Linked DNA regions of Mus musculus: region 2 is linked to region 1. The links are chromatin loops, found by intact Hi-C in ENCODE. Cell type or tissue: left cerebral cortex. All regions are shown on one strand. Each heading gives the region's core, and the rest is flanking DNA. Links, peaks and the distances in the headings are about the cores only.

The links. Peaks named below come from ENCODE experiments on the same cell type or tissue, not always from the same donor. Only the 100,000 strongest peaks of a DNase experiment are listed, where the experiment ranks them.
Region 2: a loop joins it to region 1, with 2.9 times the contacts of the local background. A loop is called at or near these places in 4 of 42 quality-filtered maps.

Annotation. Positions count from the first base shown.
Region 1 is chr4:150,442,824-150,450,358 of GRCm38, reverse strand. All of the region lies in intron 4 of Rere (arginine glutamic acid dipeptide (RE) repeats), which reads right to left. Gm52709 (a long non-coding RNA gene) reads left to right here. Exons shown (of 2, transcript XR_003955312.1): 2 at 1-7,535. Among named protein-coding and RNA genes, the nearest start is that of Gm52709, 21 kb to the left of the region's middle. In left cerebral cortex, for the core only: no CTCF peak of the experiment used is centred there; DNase peaks (open chromatin) are centred at 2,567 and 3,303.
Region 2 is chr4:150,392,771-150,400,305 of GRCm38, reverse strand. All of the region lies in intron 1 of Rere (arginine glutamic acid dipeptide (RE) repeats), which reads right to left. Among named protein-coding and RNA genes, the nearest start is that of Gm52709, 71 kb to the left of the region's middle. In left cerebral cortex, for the core only: a CTCF peak has its summit at 3,881; DNase peaks (open chromatin) are centred at 3,227 and 3,285; H3K27ac peaks cover 1,010 bases.

The DNA of each region.
Region 1 (7,535 bases), core at 1,138-6,137:
AACACAGCATCACAGAGCTTTCTTTCCACATGAGAATAATCCTGAGAAGTAAGCAGGGTGAGTGGTATCTCCACTTGACAGCTATGAAAACCAGTTCCCTAACAGATGAGACAGCTTGTCTCAGTAGCACAGCTAACCGTTTAGAATTAGGAAAAAAGAAGCCAGCTGGGTCCCCTTTCCATGAACAATCTAGTTCTCAGTGAATTGAAATTACCTCATCATGATCATATATAAAACACAATGCAAGCTAGAGATGGGAACTCATAATGACACGAGTCTATACACCACTGGGTAGAAAGATCAACAGAACACCACAGTCAGCTGGGGAAGCCAAAATGACATTGAATGGCTACACTGAGAGTTTGCCACTTTTTGTAAGGCCAGCAAGCATTTTTAAAAAGGAAATGGGAAGACAGAAACTGCAGGTGATTTTTTATTTTATTTATTTGTTTCCTAGAGGGGGCCTTCTATTACCCAGGCTGGCCTCAAATCCTAGGGCTCTGATCCTCTTGCCAAGTCTCTCAGAAGCTGGGAACAGAGTGGCAATGAGGCACACAGGGTTTAGGCTCAAAACAATGTAGCCAGCAATGCAGTGACTGAATTAAAAATGAGTAACACTGAAAACAAACAAACAAAAAAAACCCAAAATCTCAAATACTACCCTGGTTCTAGATAAATCTGTCAAGTAGTAGTATTTCTTAAAAACTGGAAAATTTTGTCATGGCTAATTATAATCTATTGTGTTTCAATATAAACAAGAGATTTCTAAAAAAATAATAATAATAAAAAGAGTCTCAATGACCACCATCGATTAGATTACTGAACATTCTATGCCATTAAGTTATTTACTACTAGAGTCATCCTCACTTCCCCGAGAAACAAAGACAAATTATTAAATAGCAGTCTAGTTAAAAAGAAAAGTCATCTACAATGGTGGACTACTTTAAGCAATCTCCCTCACCTAAATGGGTGTCAGACATTCCATGTGACAAAAAGGACTACGGTATTTCTCAAATCAGTTACTGTTTGCGAGATTCGGGATTAAACAGAAAGGCACTCTTTTCATTACATAAATATTTCCACTACAATAAATACTTTGTTAGAACATTAAAAAACAAGGGAACTACCTTTATTAATATATTACACTTTGCATATTAAACCTTTCATATTTCCCTATTTTTAAGCTAATTAACAAGAAAAAAAGCCGACAGCACACACTAAACTCCTCCAAGGAATAAAAGCTATTGTTTCAAAAACTCTCCCAGGGTCGCTGACAATGGTTTCTTGCAAGGATCATCTCACCTATCTGCTTTTGATTACTTTATGAAGTAATCAAAAGGAAAGGGGTTAGAGAGAGAGACATGAGTGTAGGTGTAGGTGCAGCATTCAAACTCAGCAGCTCAGAACAATATAGGAAAGAATCAAACCACTTCTCCACTAACTGTGCAAACCACAACACAATCCTTACAGCAGCACGAGCAATAGGAAATAGCAATGAGGTAGGACGCAAACTCCAGGAAATCATCAAGTTTCTATTAGCTCAGTGGCCTGTAGACAAGGGTCCCAGCTCCTCCTGGGCATCTGCCAATTTTCCCAGTACCTTCTGGATAAAGACACACAGTTGAGCATAAGTGTAGGGAACACCTGACAAAAGCAAACAGCTACCACAGGGAAGACAAAACAAAACACTTACTATCTGACAGAAAAACCTGCCAGGCCTGTGTATAAAAAGCATCTGTCTGTCCTAGAAAGAAACCTCAGTGGTTTAGAACATGGCTTCTCTTCTAGGGGACTGGGTCCGGGTCCTAAGACCTTTTACTGGCTTACAACCTTATCTAACTTCAGTTGCAGGGAAGCCAACACTCAGAAACACATATGGTGCACAGATATAACACAGAGACAAATCAACCATGTATATAAAATAATGACTTTAAAAAAAATGTTAAAGCAGGCTAAGTAAAACACTGCACGAGTTTAGCCCCAACCTTGGTAAAGTGACTTGGGATTAGAAGTTCAAAGGCAGCCTGTGTTGTATTGTGAAATTTTGATTCCAAAAAGGGAGAAAGAGGGGCTAAAAAGATAGCAGCCTTTAGGACCACTGGCTGTTCTTACAAAGCATCCAGGTTCAATTCCCAGCATCCACAGGATGGCTCACAACCATCTTTAATTCCAGCTTCTCTGACTTCTCTGACCAGGTACTCACATGGTACATAAGCATACATGCAAGCAAAAACATATAAATATTTTAAAAATCAATCTTTAAGAGAATAAAGCATCTATCAAGAGGTAATGTGTAATCATTCCTGGACAACTACACAAAACATGGCAGTTCTCTCTAGAGGGGCAGGAAGCACCTGCATGTAGGAATACAGCTACACTTCTGTAGACTGTAGACTGGCCTAGAAAAAACTGACCCAGGTACAAAAGCTCCTCAGTCAGTATGTCAGATGCAAGTCAATATGACAAAACCTAGAGAACTGAACGGGCCTGTCCCTCTCTTTGAGGGAACCAGGAAGACTTGTGATTTAGCTGGTTCAGCAATAGAGTAGAGTACTTGCCCAGCCCACACAGGATCCTGGGCTCAGTCCCCAGGAAGAAACCCAGTGGGAGTAAGGGAAGGAATTCCCCTTAGAGAGCTGAGTCCAGGTGACACACCATGGAAGCAGTGCAGACACTCAATGCTGGCAGTGTTCAAGTGCACTCAGGACCACAGCGGAAACTGCAATTTCAGCAACCTCTGCAGCCCTACAGACCACGAGCATTACTGGACAAGGCATGAGTCCCTAAAGGGGAGAGTGAGCTGAGATTCACCTCCTACTACTCCTAGCAGTAATTAAAACCATTAAATGAACCATTTAATTCATAATGAGGTACACTTTTAATCTGACACTGCAATTCTGAAAAACAATTGCTTACTTTTAAAAAACTTGTTTACCCAGATCTCTGACATTATAACTCAAACAAGAAGTCAATGAAATGAAAAATATTCCAGGTCCTCTTCTACAAAACTCAACTTCTTGCTCTGACACCATGAAGGGAATCCTATTTCCTTAGGCGCGAGCAGAGGAAGTGCCACTTCATCCAAGTAGTAAATAGATGGATGCCTGGCTGAGCAAGTGCCTTGCTCTCAGTCCTCTGTAAATGTGAGTGGGTGATGTGTCTACCCAGTTAAAATAATAGTCTAAAAAAGCAGGTTGGATATTTTAAATGTACACTCTAAATTACTAAGATAGGATATACAGGGGCCAGTCTGCTGCATTCCTCCACCTGCATTGACTGACTCCACCAACCAAAACACACCCACATTCTAAAGCCAGGCTGGCAGAGAAAACAACTAACCTGCAGTGGGGGTGGACCATGTGGACAGACAGCACACAAGAGACAACAAGACACTTCTCTACCCACCATAGCAATAGACAGACCCATCGGGCATCCCCAACCTTCCAGTGTGAGGCAGCATAGGACACTGGCTAGGTATGAGCCTGGCAAGGTTACAAGTTACACTGTTCACATAAAGCCAACTAAGGTCACCTTGTCCAGGGAAGCCTCAGATCCCCCATACACCACGGCCTCCCTGCGGTGCTGCACATTCCAGACAAGATGCCATGCACACAGGCCACTGCCCCTGCTCTGGATATGCGCATTTCAATGCTTTCTTTCTCTTTCTGCTCTTCCTTGTGCATCTACCTTCCCACTCAGCCAGCTCCTACATAGAGCAGAGAAAAGACTTTAAACTCTGAGCAGTTATCGTAGGTAGCCACCTCTTGCTTTTTGCTCTGTCTGCACTGGCCTTGGCCTTGAGTCCTGTTTCTGCTGGAAATGTCTCTAACTCAGCATTGCCCTTGGAGGGTTAAAACAAAAAACACCTTCTTTTGGCAACAATGGTACCTCCACCAAAAACTATGACCATTACAATACTACCATTTTGAAAACATTGAAGCCATTTGATTTCCCTTTACAGAGAAAGGATTCTAAGTTCCCTCAGGAGATGCAGTGGCCAAGCACACTTGTGCAAGCTTCTGCTCTTCAGAAGCCCCTGGCTTCTTACTTATTACAGCATTGCTCTTTAGTCCCCAGGCCAGGCCTTGAACTTACAGTCGTTCTGCCTTAGCCTTTAAGCAGCTGCTAACACAAGCCTGTACCACCCGTCTAGCCAGCCTGGCTTTCTCCTTAATTTACATCATGAGGCAAGAATTTATAACTTAAACAGCATTGCAGGGTAATGAAATATGTCCAGTGTGTGTGGTGCTTGCAAAGGCTATCACTGAAATAATTTGTCAGCAAGGCAAGAGCTGAAAAGAACAGAAGACAAAGATAAGCAAGGGGTGGGCTAGTTAAGGAATACACAGAGACATATGGACAAAAGGAAATCACAAACCTGTTCAAGAGCACAGTGAAGCGGAAGGGAACTGTCCAAAAGGGATTCTCCAGCTGATTTTAATACAAAGCGCCTCAAAAATCCCCTTCTCCCATGGACGGATCACCAGCCCAGACAAATCCCAGGAAATGAAACGCTAGGAGGGCCACTTACTAACAGCGCAGCCCGGAGTCTGCATTGATTTCTGTTCTCAGCAGAGGGAGGATGTTTGATCTTCAGCCTCACAGCTCAGTGAAAACATCAAGAATTTAAGCACAGCACCTTCCTGACACATGATTTCTCAACAAAAGTAGTCTAGAATTCTCTGCCATTTGTCATCCCTCTCTATAGACTCCTTGGCCTCCTGCATTGCGTCTTCTTACTTGAGCTACTGTAACCATAATAATGTTTCAATTTCTACAGATTAAATAGTCAAGGATCACCTGTTCCTATGTCTCTTATAAATGATTCAATTATGCACTCCGTACATTCCCAGCTATTTGGGTTTTGTTTGTTTGTTTGTTTGTTTGTTTGTGGTTTTTTGTTGTTGTTGTTTTTCAAGACAGGGTTTGTCTGTGTACAACCCTGGCTGTCCTGGAACTCACTCTGTAGACCAGGCTGGCCTCGAACTCAGAAGTCCACGTGCCTCTGCCTCCCGAGTGCTGGGGTTAAAGGCGTGCGTGTGCCCCCACGCCCAGTCCCAGCTACTTGCTGACACGTGTGTGCACATTGAGACTTGCTGACACGTGTGTACACATTGAGACTGACCATCAAAATGGAAACAAGTCACGGCACCAGATAAAGCAAACCCAAAGCCTTATTCAATTGTGCAAAACAAAACACGGTGCTTTCTTTATTGTACCTTATAAGTGGGACAGACGCTCGACTCAATTTCTCAGCAACCAAAATTATAAACATAAAGTGCAAGTCTCTCCCAACCCAGCCAGGAGACAGTATGAAGCAACCAAGTCACCCACCTCCTGTCAGGGACAACCAATGCTCAATATCTGAGGTGGGCCAAGGAACTGCTGTCACTATATAAAGTGAATTTTAAATTATAAACATTCAACAAATTAATATTTTGGAGTGATCAACTCAATAAAGTTCAGAGCTATTAAGAATTTGACTATAAGCTGGGCACTGGTGGTATACACCTTTAATCTTAGCACTCAGGAGGCAGAGGCAGGTGGATCTCTGAGTTCGAGGCCAGCCTGCTCTATAAATCAAGTTCCAGGACAGACAGGGCTCCACTGGGAAACCCTGTCTTGAAAAGCAAAACAAACAAGCAAACAAGAGATTATAGTTTGGCATACTGGCACACATCTTTTATTCCCAGCACTCAGGAGGCAGGCAGAGACAGATGGATCTCTGTGAGTTTGAGGCCAGCCTGGTTTATACAGTGAGTTCTACGACAGCCAGAGCAACATAGTGAGACCTTATCTCAATTAAAAAACAAAGAAAGAAACATACAGGAAACTGACTATAAATAAACCTTACACAGCTGAGCTTAGTGGTACAAGCCTTTGATCCCAGTACTTGGGAGGGAAAGGCAGCAGATCTCTGTGAATTTGAGGCTAGCCTGGCTTATACAGTTGGGAGGGGGAGGTTGGAGAATAAAAGCTTACATGCAGTAGCAGGCAAATGCTAGCCAGTGGAGCTGACCATGCAGCAGCACACTGCCAGGCAAAGGCCAAATCACTTCATACAAATAACACAGTCACAGTGGTAAAAATAAAGAGCAACAGAGCCCAGCGTGGGGGCAGTGTCGTTGGCACAGGACATGGACGTGCTCCCAACAGCTTGAGCTAAAGCCATCCAGTTATCACAGGCAACTATTTACTTCAGAAATAAATACCAGCCTACCCTAACTGAATTAATGTTGGTTCTGAGGGTTCTTTTAATTTTGAAGTTTGATTTGAAATTAACTTATAAATTGCCCTTCACAGTAAGCACAAAGATTACACTTACTTTAAATGTTGGGGAAGTCAGTAGAAGCAAACCAGCAATTCTTGAGGCAGGACTGGGAGAGACTTAGAACCAGGGCCTGACCTGTTCGGCAAGCCCCCTATTACAGAATTTATACCCGCAGCCCTCTCGGAACAATGGTTTTCTCCTACCTATGATATGTTCATGGTTGTACTTCACTCAGTCGGCTGGTTATCAACCCACATTCCCAGAATCTTTTGGGGCGCTCTGAGGCTGACTCTATGACTACTGAATTCTTCACCATCACCATCATCATCATCACCACCATCATCACCATCATCACCATCACCACCATCACCATCATCACAGCTGCTGCTGCAGTTTCACAAGTGAACAAACTGAGGCTCAAGGAAATGAAGTCTGTGATTACAGAACAAAGCACTTCCAGCAAGACTGAGTCGATACTACAGTATCAAGAGTGAAAGGTATGATTTAACTGCTATGGGGGAATCATTTCTAATGAAAACCACAAGTAACCCCCACCCCATGGCTCCCACCAGAGAGCACTAAGATGCAGCAGCTGAGCAGAGGACAAGGCACGGATGGCAAGCAGGACTGAAGAAGGATTCTGGGGAGGATCGACCCCACAGAGGAAGAGGGGCCCAGAACCCAGCACAGCAAGGTAAGAAAGGAGAAGATGAGGTCAAAGAATCAGGCTCTTTTCTGCATCTCAGAGCTGCAAACTGAGCTTTACCGTCCATAAACCTGCAAGAAAACAGACAACTCTTCCACCACTGGCCAGAATCCCATTTCCTTTGTTTTTGTTTGTTGTTGTTGTTTGTTTTGTTTCCTTTGAGACAGGGTTTCTCTGTGTAGCCCTGGCTGTTCTAGAACTACCTTTGTAGACCAGGCTGGTCTGAGATCTGCCTGCTTTTGCCTCTGGGAATGCTGGGATTAAAGGCGTGTATCACCACCACCACCCTGGCCAGAGAATCCATTTCTATGAAGCACAGCTCTAAAAATGATTCCAGAAATCCTACTGAACTCATTAAACAAAAAACTTAAGAAGAGTTTTTGTCACCTATACAGCTTTGTAACCATCAATCAACAGAAAGCTGTCCCGAGAAATCTCCCTCATGACTTCCACAGGCCTTCTTTAAACACAGTCTCTAAACAGTCAAGTAAAATTTATTTCCATTGCTTTGAAAAGGGGAAAGCAACAAATTGCCAGCTTACATTAAACAGGTAACAA
Region 2 (7,535 bases), core at 1,299-6,298, 50 kb after region 1:
TCCACTCGTCTCTGCATCCAAAGTGCTGGGATTAAAGGTGTACACCATCATGCCTGGCCAGAGTCCATCTCTTAACCACAAAGCTATCCTGCTTTAAATTATGTGCCTCAAAATTCCAGGTTATCTCATGTAGTGAGCAATGAAAACCTGGTGCTGTTGCAGACTATTAAAATTAAAAAACAAAAACAAAAAGAAAACCTTTGAAAACCAGCAATGTTATCTGGCAGTGAGGATTATTTTCCATCATAAGTTGTTGAATACCAGGCCAAGCCTGATGATGGCTCTAAATCCTGGCACTTGAGAGGCAGAGGTAGGCAGATCTCTTTAAAGTTTGTCTATATAGTGAGTTTCAGGCTAGCCACGATGGTGGGAGGGATGGAGTGTGAGAGCAACAACAGGAGAGATGGTTCAGCAATTAAAAGTGTATACTGTTCTTCTAGAGAACCTAAGTTTGGTCACAGCACCCACTTCAGGATGCTTATAATTCCTGCTCCAGGCTATCTGACGCCTCTGTGCATTCATATGAGCGCACACACATGCATGCACGTGCCAACACCAACACACACACACACACACACACACACACACACACCTATACATAAATAAATATAGGAGACTGGAGAGATGGCTCTGTGTTTAAGCACACTGACTGTTCTTTAAGAGGACCCCAGGTTCAAATCCCAAGACCCACATGGCGGCTCACACTGTCTGTAACTCCAAGATCTGACACTCTCACACAGACATGAAGGCAAAACACCAATGAAAATAAAAATAAAAAAATAATAAACATAATTAAGTGTAATAAAAATAAATGTTAGAAACTGTTTTAGCATTCTCATTTAAAAACAAAGGGAGCTAGGTATGGTGGCACGTGTCTTTAATCCCTGCACTTGGGAGGCAGTAGGCAGGCAGATCTCTTGAGTTTGAGGCCAGCCAGTCTACACAGCAAACTCCAGAACAGCAGGGACTAGAGACCCTGTCTCAAAAAATAAAAATGAATAGTCTGAATTAGAAGGCCTTAGTGCCAGAAAAACAGCTGCAGCCCCACATGCAACAGGAAGCCACAGGTGAGCTGCTATAGCTGCGTGACTTGCTTTCAAAGGGAAATCAATTTTCTTTTCCTGTTCTCTTTTATACCAACATGCCTGAGAAAGAAAATGTAATGACTTAGACTCCAGAGAAGGAAATGTTACTCTGACACTCGTATTCACAGTGTGAGGAATCAGGCATTCTCATAAGCAGCATCCTGCTGTGGAGAAGGCCTCAACACATGCCAGGAGTCACTGATGAAGCTGCAAAGTGACACTGAGATGTGGACTCAGCAGGTGAGAAGGAAAACTTTCCCATCTGAAACTGATGTGGTGTAAGGTTGGTCCATCTGGCCAAACCTAACCATCCCAGTGAGGCAGCAATTCTCTACCTGTGTGATCAGTAACCAGGAACACCATCAATCTGGGGGTTTTGTACACTCAATTCTCAGAATCCAGGGCTTACTGAAGGCCCCAATGTCAATGCCCAGAACAAAGGGGTCAAATGCAAAGAGGAGCCTTTGTAGCAGGAAGCCTTAGCAAAAGCTTTTGCTTTCATACACAGGGAGGCAAGACACTGAATGGCACGTTCTAAACAGGCTTTAAGAGAATTTCGAGAACTAAGTCTGATAGAGTAGCAAATAGAAAACCTTAATTTCCTCCCTAAGGATAAAAGAGCAAACCTTAGCATACAATTAACAGCTCTACTAAAATTTTAAAACTATGTATTTTAGGGTCCAGAGAATAGCTCCATAGTTAAGAACACTCTCTCAGAGAACCCAGGCTCAATTTCCAATACCCACGTGACAGGCAGCTCCTAACTTTCTGTAACTCCAGCTTAAGGGGATCAGCTGCTCTCCTCTGGCTTCCCTAGGCACAAGCCATACACACGGCGGACAGACATACATGCAGACAAAACCCTCATACACATGAATAAAACTGAAGACAGTGGAACGATTTTATCATCGTAAACTGAAGCAGAAACGTTCGAGGATGAAATGTCCTAGCATATTTCCAATAAAAAATTTAAAACCTCGAAGGTTTTGTATATGTGTGTACATGCACATGTGTGTGTACATTTGTGTGTCTGTGTGTATACACATGTTCCATGTCAGTACACATGGAGACCAGAAACTGGCATCATGTGTCTTCTTTAGTTGATCTCTACCGTATTTTTGGGACAAGCTCTCTCACTGAACCTGGAGCTCACTGACTCAGCAAGACCAGCAAGGCAGTAAACTTTAAGATCCGTCTGCATCCCAGATCGAGGATTAGGACTGGATCTCGCACTGCCACACCTGGCTTCTTACAAGAACACTGAGGCTCGTGCAGCAAGCACCGTATCTCCCCAGCCCCACGTCACACCTTCAAATGGGAAGCCTTTGGTCGTTACACACAGACCTGTGTTGCTTTGTACATTGCCTATAGCTGTTTATTCTATTCAGCCCAAGAAGAAAAATTCACAGTTCAGTGTAAAGGAAAGTTTTTCTACAGTGGTGCCTTCAACAACTGGAGCTAGATATGTCTTTGTGTGTACGTGGGAGGGGGTGCGCTGTGCATACTGGATGTGTAGGAGCAGTCGCGGTCTATACCCATTTAGGTTCTGCTAGCACAACCCCAAGTTCTGATCAGCATTACAAAAAGAAAAACCTCTCCAGATATCACCACATAATCTCTGGGAAACAAATTTGCCCACAAATGAGAACTTAAATACCTGTGTTGTTTTACTCAAAATTATGCCTGACTAATATGGAATCCATAGACCTAACACCATTACTTCCTTGTTCCGCTAGCTGTGGGGGAGGGGCAACAGCATTACAAACACTCTAATGTGCCATGTTCTTTGTTCTCTAAAATAAACTGAACTGCCTGCAACAGTAATTATACAGCTGTCTCAGGCCGAATCAGGAGAATAAGAGCAAACGCCCCAAGAACCTGAAGGTCATTAGGAGCAGCGCTCCTCTGGAGACCCAGTCTGCTTCTGGAGCAAGGAAGGGCTTTTGCTGATGCCCAACTCAAGAGAAAATGAGAAGCCAAGGGAAAGAGAAGCCAAATGCCTATAAGCCAAGTCCCTGGTCTGAACGCAGGAAAGAATTCTGAAGCGCTGTTTCCATAGCACAACTGTAATGAGAACACTAAGAAAGGGAAAGAAAAACATAAGGACAAAGCATTGGGTTGCAGAAATAGCTCAGCTGGTGAAATGTTTGCCCTGAAAACAACAGTTCAGTTCAGTGCCCATTCGAGGAGAAGAAAGGGGAATGTATTAGGTGCTGGGTTTCAGATGCCTCGCAGATAAGACGCAGGCACAGGGAAAGGTCAGAAAGCTCGGGCTTACGTATAAAGCTAGCTAGCAGGCCTCAGCACAGGAGCAGGGCGCCGGCAGCAGAAAAGACTACACTGGGGCTGGCCTTTACTTAGCACACACAAAGCTTCCAGCACTGCATAAACCAGGCACGATGGCACAGCACTTGGGAGGTGGAGGAAGAAGGATCATAATAAGAAAAAAAAAAAAATGGGTGAGGGAAAGAGAAGGAGAAAAAAAAAAAAAACTGAAACAAATAGGGTATTATGGGCAGGCCAGTAAGTTTGTGAAGGGGACTTGGGGAGGGGGAGCCATGGCACCTGCAATGGCAGGGTGATGGGAAGTGTGTATCAGGATGTCACTGGAAACCCTGACATGGAAACAATACACCAGTCTATTCACAGAGAAACTCTCATACTTAACAAGGGCCTATGAACAAACTCCAGATTAATGTTGTTACCAAATGCTACACTTAATAAAACCCAGGCAGCTCCAGTCCTGGCTGGTTCCCACTGGAGAAAGATATATTGGATAGAAACATTCCCCCTGCTGTTTCTCAGGGAAATACAACAGCTGCCCAAATGAAAACTTTTGCCAAGTTAGAAAAATTAAAGAAGAAAAACTGCTTGAATGAATCTCACACTGCAAAATAAAAAGTGTTAAAAGACTGTGAAACCAGCTTTCGTATATTTTGAGGCCCTGGGTGAAGATGTTAAGATTTACTTAATGGTAAACACGTAAGTGTAAAGCAGAATCGTGGGCTGGGAAGACAGCCCAGCCAGCAAAGCATCAGCCTTGCATGGGCTGACAGCGCACCTGACAGTCCTAGGACTGGGAAAGCAGAAATACCAGGATCTTTCAGATTCTCTGGCATCTAGCCTAGCCTACGGGCCAATCCCAGACAGTAATAGACTATCTCAAACAAACAAACAAACAAACAAAATGGCCAGGGCAAATGACTGTTAAAAGCACTTGCCACAAAACTCTGATGACCGGAATTTGAAGCCTGGAACCCCACATGGTAGGAGAAAATAAAGTGAAAGTTGTTCTCTGAGTTCCACATGTGTGCTGTGACAGGAGCACCCATCCAGAGGGAGCACACACGCACACCCCCACCCACCCACCAAAGCATGCACTATAGATGCGCACACAATATAAGGGAGACTGGACAGCGCTGGCAAACGTGCTCCCGGGGGTTCTCAAGCCTCTACATGCACATGTGTATTCATGCACACAAGTGAAATGTCAACCCAAGAAAACAAAGTGATAGGTTTAACAGTGATGTAAAAACTGGTGTACAAGCTGAATCTGAAATGATTGAGTGAAACGCGGCAAAGCTGACATAATATTCATGAAGACAGTTCTTAAATACTTGATGTGAAGAGCTTTAATTAAATTAAAAAAAAAATCTATGTGTAAATTATTCAACAGTAGAAGTTATCTACTAAACAGGAACAGGCTACAAGTGATGTGTAACAGTAAAGAGCAGGTTAATGGCTTGGGTGCAGCTCAGTTAGTACAGTGTTTGTGTAATATCCTTCAAGTCCTGGGTTGGCTCCCCAGCACTGTATAAACCAACCACGGTGACAACCAGCACTTGAGGGGTGTGGAGGCTAGCCCCTGAAGGAGGATGAGCAGGACCTGTGGGTTAGATGTCTCTATGCCAAATTTAAAAGAATAAAGTGGCTAATGAGGAAACACACCTCATGAGTAGAGCTGATGCAGGCTGTACTGTCACCTGCTTCCTACTGGGGAGCACTCCCATTCCTACAAGACAAGAAGGAACGGCACAAATTACACCCAGGACAGACAGACAGCCTCCTAGGAAGTCAGCTAAGGCTTCAACTGACTGCCTGGTATCAACAGGATTATTCCTATGATATTCAGCCTGAGCTATACTTTGCTTCTGATCGAAAACATTAAGCCCACTGCATTTCCATTTTCCATGTCTATTGTCAAAATAAAATTAACACAGTAACTTAAAGTAAGTATCAATAAGTCAGATTTGTGTGTCTGTGCAGCAGACACTGAAATCAGGAAGATGGAGATGCAGGAGATGAAAAAGATGGCAACGCCCTTAGATCAGGTGTTTACCAGAGATCTGTAGGAGTGAAGGAACCTAGAATCTGTAGTCAGTGGTAAAAGCATTAGGAAGGCAGCAAGTCTAGATTCTTCCTGATGGAAGAATTTTTAATGTCTACCCTAGAATCCAAGAACAAACCCACCCTCCTTCTCAGGACAGCAGTAATTTGTTTATGACTCCTAGCTTTACAGGACGATGAAATGCCTCACAGAGAGCAGACCCCAGCCCTGCTCAGCATCTAACAGGCTGCAATGAAAAGCCCCGTCAGCCCTATTCCAAACAGACTACCTGAGATTTTAAAGAAGCCAGTTACAAGTCCACATCATGAGTTTCCATCTTCATGAAAAGACACTATTACGTCAAAAACCATTAATTTGTAAGACAAAGGATTCCAAAAGATAAGTGCCAAAAGGAGAAAAATAATGTTTCTTTAAAGAGCGGAGAAAAGTTAACGCTGTGAACATTTTTGTATTAAAACATTCCTACATCAGATCAGCAGAATATGATCTCAAATGTTACCCTCAGCTTTTCCCAAAAACCACTGGCTGAAGCAAGTCATCACCTGATGTTTATAAATTATTAACACAGGCTGTTAGTATCACTAAGTTAAGAGAGATCCTCTTGCCAGGCGTGGTGCCTTTAATCCCAGCACTCAGGAGGCAGAGGCAGGTGATCTCTGAATTCAAGACCAGCCTGGTCTACAGAGCCAGGACTGTTACATATAGAAACCCTGTCTTGATAAAGCAAGCAAACAAACAAACAGAGTGCTCCTTCATTCGCAGAACTGACATTATCATTAAAAGATGATTTCATTTTAATTTCTTTTTCAAGGTTTAAAAAATGAAACAAAACAAAACAAAAAACAAACCCAGCTATGTCCTTACCAATCTAAACCACCTGGAGGAGGAGGAAGAGAAAAAGCAGGGGAGGGGGTAGAGGAGGAGTGGGGAGGAAGAAACAGCGCGGGGGGGACCTGAGTTGGAGATGCAGACCAGCCTCAGTTACCATGGAGAGTTAGAGCAGCAGAGCAGGACCTGGCAACGCCGTGCCAAAGTGTGTGCGAGCGCAGAGACCACACTTGTTCCACAAGCAAGCAGATCTCCCAACAAGATTGGCATAGGCCATGTGCCGACAGGCTTAATCAATACCACACAGCTTTTTCTAAGCTTTGATCTCATATAGTGCAACATAAAAGGATAGTAGAGCAATGGACAGATACGTTAGTTAAATACAGCCTGGATCCCAACTGTTCAAAGCTAAGTATCCTTGATCAAATTCCTCAAAATTAAACCTTTAAGCTCATATTCATTCCATACGCTAGAACCAATCACAAAATTACCAGATGCCCAGTTTATTGCCCAATGTAAATGCACACTGAAGAGCTTCAGGCTCTGGTGACCTTTAAGGGCAGCTGGAAAATGCAGGCAACACTTCAGAAAATACACTACCAAAACAAGCGACCTGTAGTGAAGGACTGAAATGTAACAGGAGCAGAGCCATACAGCATTCTCAAGAATAATTCTCCCACACACCAACACACAGCACTCTGTGGGGAAAGCGTTCAATGGACAATTGTCACTTTTGGTTCACGTTAATCAGATCATGTCCATGAGACTTGGGAAATGCACAGACCTTTTCCTTGCTCTCCCCTAATCTACTTCACAAACTCCAAACTAATGGACAGTATGACTAGCCACCTAGACAGACACTGTGCCATTTGCAGTAATCAGTAATTTATGCTATTGTTTAACCAGCTAAGTATGGTGTGTGTTGTCTTCCCTATGGGCTTGTCACTTCTAATATTTTGACAAAATAAAAAGATACAGAGTATGTAAGGAGTATCTCAGAGTACAAAGAATTGTAGACTTATGAAGAAAATAAAATGAAAAGCTAGCTCTTCTCTGTGGAAAAAGTACAGACATCATCAATAGTAGATAAGAAGATTTTCAAAGCACTTTGAGGAGCCCCATTTCCAAACCCTTCACATAGTGAATTCTACTTTCTCCTGGGATCAACAACAACGCAGTACTATAGTCTCTGACACCATAAACATGTCCTGCCAATGTAAGGCTTGGCCATCAACCTGATGGAATAAAACCCAGACCTGTCTGGAATTTGAAAT